2 separate regions of the Homo sapiens genome follow, and region 2 is linked to region 1. A link is an interaction called in ENCODE POLR2A ChIA-PET data of the cell type or tissue named here. Cell type or tissue: A673. All regions are shown on one strand. Links, peaks and the distances in the headings refer to the core of each region. The heading gives the core; the rest is flanking DNA.

What was found. Peaks named below come from ENCODE experiments on the same cell type or tissue, not always from the same donor. Only the 100,000 strongest peaks of a DNase experiment are listed, where the experiment ranks them.
Region 2: POLR2A ChIA-PET joins it to region 1 with 7 read pairs; 2 of 35 experiments call an interaction of 5 or more read pairs at or near these places.

Annotation. Positions count from the first base shown.
Region 1 is chr15:43,908,358-43,916,673 of GRCh38, reverse strand. It overlaps FRMD5 (FERM domain containing 5), which reads left to right. Exons shown (of 14, transcript NM_032892.5): 5 at 6,695-6,792. Among named protein-coding and RNA genes, the nearest start is that of WDR76, 86 kb to the right of the region's middle. In A673, for the core only: no CTCF peak of the experiment used is centred there; a DNase peak (open chromatin) is centred at 3,133.
Region 2 is chr15:43,835,206-43,839,205 of GRCh38, reverse strand. WDR76 (WD repeat domain 76) reads right to left here. Exons shown (of 13, transcript NM_024908.4): 4 at 2,990-3,045. Among named protein-coding and RNA genes, the nearest start is that of WDR76, 10 kb to the right of the region's middle. In A673, for the core only: no CTCF peak of the experiment used is centred there; no DNase peak of the experiment used is centred there.

The DNA.
Region 1 (8,316 bases), core at 1,630-5,629:
GGCTGTATACAGCCAAATAAGATACTTAACTTGGAAATAAGATACTTAACCTCTCTAACCTTAGATTACTCATTTATAAAATGGGGATAGTGATATCTACCTCATAGAATTGTCGGGAAGATTAACCACTATCCCGGCCTCTTACACTTCTTAATACACCCACAGTGAGCCTTGCACTGAGCAAAGTCTCAATATTTCGTTGCCAGATTCATTACACAGTCCGTAGGCCCCAGGGGCTCTGCATCATGCACAAGTACAGTTAGTACTGGCTTTTCTTCCTTGTTTATGTGAAAGGTACTTCTTTTCTAATAATCTCCACTCCTCCTCTGTCCCCTTTCCCCACCAGCTAGAATCCTAAAACTTAAGCAGCTAACTTCTGTTTCCTGAGAGAGAAAGCTATCCCAGGTAGTCATCCAAGTCCTGGTAAGCACAGCATTAGGACCATGGCCAGGCCTCTCACCAAGTCAGCAGACTTCAAGGACACTGGCAAGAGAAGGAGCTCCTCTCGGTCTGCATGCATTTGTGCTAACCATCTTGGGCAATTTTCCCCTCTCTCTCAACCTCACCAGCGTTCTTTACCTAGTATGCAGTTTTCCAGCATTGTCAGGAGTGTGAACCACCGGTGCCTGGGCCTGCTTTGCAGTCTTTGTGCCTCCCCCTCCCTGGGGCATTCTGTGAGCCTGTGGAATTAGCTGCATTTTTCTCCTCATTCACATCCCTACTGATCTTAAGAGAGGAGATACCGGGCCCAGCCTCACTCAACATCCGTAATTCATCCCTGGCTTAGAGCCCTCCATCCCACCTTGCTGCCAAACTAATTTAGCTGTCAGTGTGTTTTTTCCAGGCAATATTGGTCCTAAATTTCACTGCTGTCTCAGCCATTCCCATAAAGCCAGGCTGAGAGAAGGGGGTGAAGTAGGGAGTACAGAACTTGCTTCAGTTTATCTCTTGGCTTCTTCCCAGATGATAAATTTAGTTGCCAAATCCTGATTAATTTCTTTTGTCATTTTTAAAGTAATAAACAGATTTTCTTGTCTAGGCTAGAGACAAGGCAAAGAAAATGGGAAATTCAGGTACCAGATTTGGCTTTTAACAGGGATTGCAGGTGTATGAACTCTTTGGAAAGATCAAGTAGGAGAAGGAAACTGACTGCAAATGGGGCCCCGCCGTCCAAGGAAGCAAAATGTCTGACACACAACAGGTGCTCCAAAAAACGTTAACAGGATGAATCAAGACATACATGAACGAACGGAGTCACCAGGCCACTGTGCCTTCAGTGAACATCGCTTGAGCCTAGCTTAGGCTAAGATGGATTGGCAAACTTTTTCTGTAAAGGGCCAAATAGTAAGTATTTTTGGCTTGTCGGGCCATATGGTCTCTGTCGCAACTACTCAATTCTGTCATTGTAGTGTGAAAGCAGCCATAGACGATACATAAATGAATGAGCAAGGCTGTGTTCCAGTAAAATTTTATTCCATTGGAAACTATGGCAGTGGGCTGTAGTTTGCCAACCCCTGGGCTAAGAAATCAGAGAGCTGGCTTCAAATCCCAGGTTGTTCTTTAACTAGCTCTGTGACAAGGCAAGAACAGTATCTCTAAGCACTCAGTCTCTTCATCCATTAAACAAGGATTAAAATGGTAGTCACAGGCTGGGCGCAGTGGCTCACGCCTGTAATCCCAGCACTTTGGGAGGCTGAGGTGGGCGGATCACCTGAGATCAGGAGTTTGAGACCAGCCTGGCCAAAATGGTGAAACCCTGTCTCTACTAAAACTACAAAAAATTGGCCAGGCGTGGTGGCACGTGCCTGTAATCCCTGCTACTCAGGAAGCTGAGGCAGGAGAATCACTTGAACCCGGGAGGTGGAGGTTGTGGTGAGCCGAGATTGCACTACTGCATTCCAGCCTGGCAACAGAGCAAGACTCCATCTCAAAAAAAAAAAAAAAAAAAAAGGTAGTCACCTCATAGAGTTGCTGGGAGGACTGAATGAAACAGGGCACACAGCATGCACTCAGTAAATGTGAGTCTTTATTGTTATTTTGTTTTGTTATTATTTTGCCATCTCCCCCATTGGAATGTAAGCTCCATTAACAGGACTCCAGGTTGTTCCCTACTGCATTCCCAGCACCTGTGACAGTGCCTGGCACATATAGTAAGTGTCAGAACTGGATGGATGGATGATGGATGGATGATGGATAGATGGATAAGCTAGGCACAGGATGTTTAGGCTCTGTAGAAGAATATTAAAAGTAAATAAAACATAGTCTCTGACTTCAAGGAGCTTACAGTCTAATATTGGGGAGGAAGACGTACTAAACATAATTATAGTCAGGAAAAAGGAAATAGTAAATAGGGGAAGCCAGTGGCAAAGAATCTATTTGAAGGGAAGGTAAGGCCAAAGGATCTTCTGGAAAAAACTCTCCAGGAGCCTCCAGTGCTTTCCAGAGTTCACAGCCTTAAACTCTGGAAATGCCTGTGGACTCATTTCTACCCTCTGATATCAGAAAGCATTATGCCAAAGCCAATACCCTGGAGAGATGTTCGTGTTACACAAAAGCTCAGGTTTTCCCTGGCATCTTGCAGGCTCTTGCTAATTCTGTCCTGATTCACACTCCAATCAATTTAGGACAACACTAGCATTCAAACAAAAATGGAGGTGAGGTAAAGCCCCTCTGAGGCCAGAAAGAGATCAGCAGAGTTTAAAAAACAAAAAACCAGTTTCCTCAGAAGCAAGCGTGTTCTCCTAAATCCGGTCTAGAGCTCATTTCTCCTTTAGTCTCAGTGAGAATATCTCTCTGATAACAAAGGGTCCTCCTGACTTGGATTAGGACTAACCTGATAACTAAGTGAATTACCATGGGCCGAGTCAGAAGGCCTGGATTCTGATTGCTGTGTTACCTCAGATAAGTCACTCTCCATCTCTGGACTTCTATTTCCTTGGCTATGAAATGTTCTGAGGTTCAGAGATTCAGGAGGGCTGCACTAGGCAGCCCCAGCAGGCTGATCCCTTGCCTGGCAACACACAGTGGCCCTGGAGATAGTGCCTCAGGCAACAAGATAGTCTTCCTTAGGCCCTTGTGTGGCAGGGGAGAACATGCCAGGGTCTCTTGTGAATAGGTCTAAGGATGCTATGAGTCATGTGGAATATATTTCCACCAACAACATTGAGTCACTGGTTATCTTCTTAAATGAACCAAACACAAAGCTCGATGGAAGCCACTGTGGCAGAAAGGGAGGGGGAGCCCTGGTGCAGCTCATTCTCTCTCTTGAAGCTGTCAGTTGATTCTTTCATGAGCTCATCTCCTCTTGCCCTCAACTATGGTTTGTTTCTTTAGGATACTGGTGTATCCTTTTCCCTCTTCCCATCTAGTTTTATGACATTGCCTGAGAATGCCCTGTGGCCTTGCCTTTAACCTCCCTGCAGCTGTTTTATCACCAGAAATCAAAAGGAACCCTGCCCAGCAGTGGAAAGCCTTGTTTCTATTCCAGTTCACCTGAGGCCATTACCTGCCATCAATAATGATGCCTTGGAAAGACAGTGGTTCTCAGTGTGAGCAGGATCATGTTCCCTTGGGTGGGAGGAGAAGGGGAGCAAATCAGAAACTTTAAAGGGGCCTTTTCTTTTCTTTTTTTTTTTTTTTTGAGATGGAGTTTTGCTCTCGTCAGCCAGGCTGAAGTGCAGTGGCACGATCTTGGCGCACTGCCACCTCTGCCTCCTGGGTTCAAGCAATTCTCCTGCCTCAGCCTCTCCCAAGTAATTGGGATTACACGCCGACACCACCATGCCTGGCTAATTTTTTTTTTTTTTTTTTGTATTTTTAGTAGAGATGGGGTTTCACCATGTTGGCCATGGTGGTCTCGAACTCTTGACCTCAGGTGATCCACCCACCTCGACCTCCCAAAGTGCTGGGATTACAGGCGTGAGCCACCGCGCCCGGCCCAAAGGGGCCATTTCAAACCACAGGAGCACCCCCAACACATACAGATTCTGACGGGCTCCCCCTGGAAGATGTTCCCCTCTCTGCCACATTGAGAATCACTGCCCAGAGCCATGTTATCCCTTTGTAATATCTCCTTTAGTCCAATATGTACAGTCCCTGAATTTTGGACACAGACAAGCAGAGAAACATGGAAGACGTGATGCGTGAATCCAGGCCCAGGGAGTGATCAGTGAGTAAGGGGCAAAAGGTTTGCATCCACATCCTGCTGAAGCCTGTGGAAGGTGGGAGTTGGAACAGTGAGAGGCAGAGAAGTGCTCACTCACTCTCTCCCACACACCGTGTGGCATTTCGCTGTGGGAAGCAGAGTGAAGACGAGCTTGATTTGGTAGATCCATCTTAATTATTCACTCTACATGATGTCTTTTTTCCTTTCGTTTTTCTTGGCAAACATTTGGGCAGAGTAGGGTTGGTGGGAGTGAGGGGATGGGTTCTTATTAACTTCCAGGCTAAGACTCACCTTCCCTTTGGTCTGAGGAAGGCAGTCCATCCTGCTGTGGTTAGAAGATGGCTTTTGAATTTTCTTAGGACAGCTTCTTAAATTTTAATCTATACACAAATCACCTGGGGATCTTGTTAAAAGGTGTAGGTGGAAGTGTAGGATGGGCCTATATTCTTTATCTCCAATAAGCTCTCAAGTGATGCTGATACCCCTGATATGTGGGCTACACTTTGAGTAGCAAGCGCTGAGGAGAGAAGATGGCTTGGTTGCTCCCTCATTTCTGTTTGTTAATTGCTTGAATCTTCAAGCCCAAGCCTCTCAGAGTTACCTGCTAGGACCCCTTCCTACCACCTCCTAGAAGTTGCACTGTCAACAGCCCTCTTCCTGTTGAGCATTTTTACATGATCAAGTGGACAAGGAATCCTCTGTTTCATTCTTCAGCCCGAAAACAGAAACAATGGAAACCTCCAACTGTCCAGGGAGGGGTCAATTTCTTTTTGGTTCAGACTGTTCGAATTTAAAGGAATTTTACTACATTTTCATTACTCCCCTAGGGATGCTGGACCATAAAAGTTAAAATAACAAGCGTTTAATTGTCTCAGAGTGTCTATGGGTCAGGAATTCAAGAGCAGCTTAGCTGGGTGGTTCTGGCTCAGGGTCAATCACGAGGTTGCAGTCAGGAGGTTGGCTGGGGCTGCAGTGATCCACAGGCTTGACTGGAGGTGGGGACTTCATTTCCATGATGGGTCATTCAAATGGCTGTTGGCCGAAAGCCTCAGTTCCTTGCTGGCTGTTGGCAAAGGCCCCAGTTCCTCACCACATGGACCTTTCTATAGGACTGCTGAAGCAACCTCAAGAAGAATGAGTGATCCAAGGGCAAGAGAACAAGGAGGAAGCTGCAATGACTTTATGATCTCAGAAGTCAGACACTCACTCATGCTTTATTCTATTGATAGAAGTGAGTCACCAAGTCTAAGCCATACTCAGAGAAGGAATTAAGCTCTACCTCATGAAATTAGGATTATCAAAGAATCTGTGGAAATATTTTTAAATCACCAGAGATGCTCCCTGGCCAAGGAGCCACCATGGTAGGTGACCCACTCAAGGGACTGATGCTCCTCATAATCTTACAGGTCTTCTAAGAAGAGCAATAAAGACCACACTCCTTGTGAAGACATTTCAAAATGGAAAGTCATCAATTCCATTCCACTGTGACAGGGTCCATCCAACTAGTGAAACTGCAAAGCATTTATAGTGCAAGGAGGGCAGAATATCATAGTGATGAAGAGCCAAGTTTAGGGGTCTCACAGTGCTGAAGTTGAATCCTGGCTCTTTCACTTAGTTGTACGTCCATGAGAAAATCACTAAAGCCTCAGCTTCTCTATCTGTAATAATGGGGATAATAACAGTACCTATCTCAAAGTGTCATGTGAGAATTAAATAAGTTATTGCATGTAAAGTGTGTAACACCTGGACTGGCAGATCGTAAGTGCTCAATACATGTCAGCTACTATTTGCTCTTGTTTTTGATATCCTGCTTCCACCTGAGGCAACAGCTTTCTGTATTTAAAGAGGTGCTGGCCCCAGGTTTCTGCTTCATTTGTGTGCTTCTTTCACCAGTGCCTCTTGTTGCAATTTTTTTTTTTTTTTTTTTTTTTTTTTTGAGACAAGGTCTCTCCGATTGCCCAGGCTAGAGTGCAGTAGCACAATCTCGGCTCACTCTTCTTACACTTTATTCCATTTCAAAGGTCTGGTTGACCTCGGTAACTGCAGGCTGTTTCCACATATGGACAGATTCTCTTGGTAAGTTGAGGCTGAACTCTTCCTGGGCTAGTTCCTTCACCCACCATTCTACTTAAGAAGGAACATCAGCTGGCATCCAAGGCGGAGAGAGGCCCAGTTTGCCAGTCTCTGATGGCATAGTTTTCTTTTTCGGCACCAGATCGACTGGGGCTGGCTCCTTCCAAAGCTCAGCACTGTGGGGTGATGCTTTTACCAGGAAACAGCCATTTCTGACTTGAGCTACAGGAGGAAACTGGCATATTTTTAACTGAACCTCAAGTCAGTTCAGGGCAAAGTACCTGAAAGAGTTTCCAGGGAAATGGAGAATGTATTTGTTCTACATTATGTTTTAGGATTTTTTTTTAATGTAGTAAAAGTATCCTGACAAAGATTTTGATAGGCTTACAATACATATTTCTATCTTTAAAGCAATCAAAGAAATCCTTTATAGTTTATTCTCTGTTTTCTCTCCAGGTATTTAGTCTTCCTGCAGATCAAAAGGGATCTCTACCATGGCCGACTCCTCTGTAAAACATCGGATGCTGCCTTGTTAGCAGCTTACATCCTTCAAGGTAATGACTTTTGACAGGATAAGTTTGCTTTTCATGCCAAGTACTGATTACATTATTTTCAGTTAGCACTGATGACTCCTTCTTGAATCTAAACATTATCTAGGCCAGGTGCTGTGGCTCACGCTTGTAGTCCTAGCACTTTGGGAGGCCGAGGTGGGCAGATCACCTGAGGTTAGGAGTTCGAGACCAGACTGGCCAACATGGTGAAACCCCGTCTCTACTAAAAATACGAAAGTTAGCCAGTGTGGTGGCACACACCTGTAGTCCCAGCTACTCGGGAGGCCAAGGTGCAAGAATTGCTTGAACCCAGGAGGTGGCGGTTGCAGTGAGCCGAGATTGCACCACTGCACTCCAGCCTGGGCAACAGACCAAGACTCCATCTCCAAATAAATAAATACATAAACAAACAAACAAACAGTATCTAACTTGAAGCAGAGTTCAAGTTAGAGAGTTTTTTTTGTTTGTTTTGTTTTGTTTTTTTTGAGATGGAGTCTTGCTTTGTGGCCTAGTCTGGAGTGCAGTGGTGCAATCTCGGCTCACTGCAACCTCTGCCCCCCAGGTTCAAGCTATTCTTCTGTCTCAGCCTCCTGAGTAGCTGGGACTGCGGGCGCCCACCACCATGCCCAGCTAATTTTTTTTTTGTATTTTTAGTAGAGATGGAGTTTCACCGTGTTGGCCAGGCTGGTCTCGAACCCCTGACCTCAGGTGATCCACCTGCCTCAGCCTCCCGAAGTGCTGGTATTACAGGTGTGAGCCACCACACCCAGCCAAGTTAGAGGATTTTGCTTGGATTTCCTAGAGCCAGAAAACACTGAACACTCAACCCTAAACTGCGCCTGAGATCTTACTACCAGCCCCTTAAAGTCATTCTGACTCTGTTTTAGGGATTTGTCCTGGGCCCCTGGTTGATAAAGTCCCTGAGACTCTGGAGTGTAATCAGACTTGATTTTTTCCCCATCCTCTCAGGCAAATCTCCAAGATATGAAGCATCTTAGAATTCTAGTATCTATTTCAGAGACCTTTTAGTTCAGTGTGCTCAAAGTTGAAAGTGTTTCCAAGTAACAAGCACATTTCCTAACAGGCTAATAAGTAAGAGTTGAGGCTTACCCAGCTGAGGCCCAGACTGGGTTTTTTTGCAAAACAGTGGGAGAGATATGCACTCTTCACACACGTCCCCTTCTCCTGAGATGCAGAGACACTTAAGTGCCGCTTCCTAGATTCCTCTTAGTCCCTAGGCCTGAAACTGCCATTACTACTGGATCATTTTGGACGACAGCACTAAAATCATGAAGTTTCCCCAAAAGAATTTGAACTCTTAGTTGGAAATCCTGGAAGCAACTTTGTGAAGAGAACCTGGAAACTGCTTGCCAATAAGAAACTAAAGTCCTTCTGGCAATAGAAATACCACGGCTGGCTGCCTGTGTTAAGAATGTAAAATTCAGCCCATTGCCACTTTGACTTCTGAGACTCCTGTTTTTAAAATCACCTACATGGAGAGTCCATGGGGAGATACCCAAAGATGCC
Region 2 (4,000 bases), core at 1-4,000, 76 kb after region 1:
ACTTCTAGGGAAAAGGCCTGGAAAACTAAGGTCTAAAATAGGAAGGAAACTTAAAACGTTTCACTGCATTCCCTTCCATACACTGTAGTTTACTTTTTAAATAATATACATTCTCTATTTTTTTATGCACTATTTTTTCATTTTTAAAAAAGTAATTCATTTTAAAATGTTGGGGAAAGAGAAGCCTCTGAAATTATTTCCAAAAATTCACATAAAAAATTATCAGTTATAGTCCACATTACTTCGAGAATTAGTAAAACCTACTGATTGAAAGTATACTATATACTAAAAACTGTAGTCAACATTCCATCTCATATTTAATCCTCAAAAAAGACACCTGAGTATATGGAATAATATGGGCTGTCATACAATCCTAGAAATCTACTCCTAGAGAAACTCCCATACATAAGCACTAAGAGACTTAAGAATGTTTGGAGCAGCACTTTTCATAATAAAAATAACAACTCAATTGTTCATCAACAGTAGAATAAAATGTAGTACATTCATACAGTGGAATATCATATAGCAGAAAAAAAGAACGAAATAAAGCTGTGCGCATCAACATGGGTAAATTTAAAAGCATAAATATGTAAAGATGAGCAAAATAAGAAAATCTCAGAATATAAAAAAGGCATATTGTATGTGAACACCAAAAAAAGACAAAGCTAAACAATATAGTGTTTAAGGATACACTCACTGGTAGTAAAACTATAAATCAATAGCCAGGCACAGTGGCTCACACCTGTAATCCCAGCACTTTGGGAGGCTGAGGTGGGTGGATCACTTGAGGTCCAGAGTTCCAGACCAGCCTTGCCAACATGGCGAAACCCCGTATCTACTAAAAATACAAAATTTAGCAGAGCATGGTCATGAGCACCTGTAATCCCAGCTACTCAGAAGGCTGAGGCATGAGAATTGCTTGAACCTGGGAGGCAGAGGCTGCAGTGAGCCAAGATTACACCACTGTACTCCAGCCTGGGCAACAGAGCAAGACTCTGTCTCAAAAAAATAAATAAATAAAAATGAAACTATAGGCTGGGCACAGTGGCTCACGCCTGTAATCCCAGCACTTTGGGAGGCCGAGGCAGGCGGATCACGAGGTCAGGAGATTGAGACCATCCTGGCTAACACGGTGAAACCCCGTCTACTAAAAATCCAAAAAATTAGCCGGGCGTGGTGGCGGGCGCCTATAGTCCCAGTTACTCGGGAGGCTGAGGCAGGAGAATGGCATGAACCTGGGAGGTGGAGGTTGCAGTGAGCCGAGATCGCGCCACTGCACTCCAGACTGGGCAACAGAGCGAGACTCCATCTCAAAAAAAAAAAAAAAAGCAATAAATAAATGCAAGGAAATATTACCACAAAATTCAGCATAGTGGTTGTATCGGGAGGGAGGGGTATATATGGGCCTTCAGGGGTATTCGTAATTTCTATTAACCTGGATGGCAGGTACATGGATGGGACCTGTATAATTTTTCAACTACACAAATACATTATATGTACCTTTTTATATGTATATTTAATAATTTTCAAAAAATTTAAATCCTTCTAGATTAGCATAATGCCAGCTTTACAGAAAGAAAAATTATATAAAGTATCCAAGGTTACTGTCATAGCTGTAAGTGACTGAATCAAAACTTGAACCCAAATTTGCTAAATCTCAAAGGCTACACTTCTGCGCTACATTACACAACTTCCATACTATCAACTTGCTACTGCCTATACAACTATTAAGGGCTAGAATTTTGTGATTTAGGAAGAAATCACCAATCTTGGCTAATAAAAAAATGCAAATGTAAAGCTACTAATCAGCGGGCAACAGGACCAGTGCTACTGTTTTTCCAGTGTTAATGATGTTCCTCTTATAGTAACTTTTCACACTTGAAAATACCTGGCCATGATTAAAGGTCCAGCTTTTCTCAAGCTAATTGTCCTGTAACAGAATCAAACCAAGTAAATGAAGCTACATTTCATTAGGAACTGGCACTAAACAAATGAGCTAATGATACCAAGATTTTAGTTTCTTCATTTATATGTAAGCACTGCTAAAATGCAATGGAGATAATTCAAAATTTAAACACCCTTGAGTTCAAATCCTAAAGCTACCACTTATAAGCTGTTTTGACTTTCAGCAAATAGTTGTTTTTTTTTGTTTTTTTTTTTTTTGTGAGATGGAGTCTCACTCTTATTGCCCAGGCTGGAGTGCAATGGTGCAATCTTGGCTCACCATGACCTCTGCCTCCCGGGTTCAAGCGATTCTCCTGCTTTAGCCTCTTGAGTAGCTGGGATTCAGACATGTGCCACCACACCCGGCTAATTTTTAATTTTTTTTTTTTTTTTAGTAGCGATGGGGTTTCTCCATGTTGGTCAGGCCAGTCTTGAACTCTCGACCTCAGGTGACCCCCTGACTCAACCTCCCAAAGTGCTGGGATTATAGGCATGAGCCACTGCACCCAGCCAACAATTTTATCTTTTGAGCCTGATTTCTAACTCACAAAATGAATATATTACCTACCACATGCAGTGGTTGTCAGAGTTAAATGAGATAATATAGGACAAAATTGCTAGATCACTGCAGTATGTTTCAGAGATATTCAATAAATGTTAATTCCTTTCCTTTATTCTAGGACTAAGAAAGCAAAAACAAATTGAGACGCAAAAAGATAGCCAGAAAAATTAAAAGTAAGTAGAAGAATCTTTAATAGTTTTCTAAGTGACAGTAATTTAGTGGAAATAAAGATTTCCCTTCATTAGTAGCAACAATAAATATAAACAAAATTCAGCTCTCCATTTTATTTGCTCCATATTCCTTTGATGAAGATGAGAATTGTAAAGTTATTAAAGGGTAGCATTCCCTCAGAGATCCTAGAGGGACTGAGATTAAATAGCACTTTATGATCTGTTAAGCTTACCACACCAAACCATTTTTTTCAAATTATAAAACAGTTGAGCAATGTATCATGGTTCAGGCATTGCAAACTAGATATTTTACCTTTTGGATTTAGGAGGCTGTCTCTTCTCTATCATTTCACGGAGTCTTGCAGCAGACTGTAAAGTATAAAAATCATGTAAAAATGTTATAACTACGTATCTTACCTTTTAAAATATTAAGCATCTGCTACTATACCCACACTAAACTAAGGTCTATTCAGGAACTAAAGATCCTTAAGATAGGCCATGAGTCATGATCAGCGCCACTGTACTCCAGCCTGGGCAACGCAGCGAGACCCTGTCTCAAAAAAAAAAAAGACAGGCCAGGCATGGTGGATCACAACTGTAATCCCAGCACTTTGGGAGGTCAAGGCAAGTAGATCACCCGAGGTCAGCAGTTCGAGACCAGCCTTACCAACATGGTGAAACCCCATTCCTACTAAAAATACAAAAATTACAGGCGTGGTGGCGGGCGCCTGTAATCCCAGCTACTTGGGAAGCTAAGGTAGGAGAATCACTTGAACCCGGGAGGCAGAGGTTGCAGTGAGCCAAGATCGTGCCATTGCACTCCAGCCTGGGCAACAAGAGCAAAACTCCGTCTCAAAAAAAAAAAAAAAGACAAAAAAAATAATGCCTTAGAATCAACAGAGTACAGTAACCTCTTCCTATTAAGCACAAAACCTGCTCCAATTTTACCCTCCCTCATATGACACTATGAAACCTGATATGTTATTGACCTGGTGGGAGTTATGACATCTTGGGTTTTACGGCTCTTGTTGTTGCTGTTTTGAGACAGGGTCTGGCTCTGTTGCCCAAGCTGGAATGCAGTGGCATGATCATAGCTCACGGCAGCCTTGACTTTCCAAACTCAAGCCATCCTTCCACCTCAGCCACCCCAGTAGCTAGGACTCCAGACATGCATCACTATGCTCAACTAATTTACTTTTTATAGAGATTGGGGTGGGGGGCGGGGGGCGGGGGGCGGGTCTCCGTATGTTACCCAGGCTGATCTCGAACTCCTGGCCTCAAGCGATTCTCCCATGTCAGCCTCCCCAAGTGACAGGATTACAGG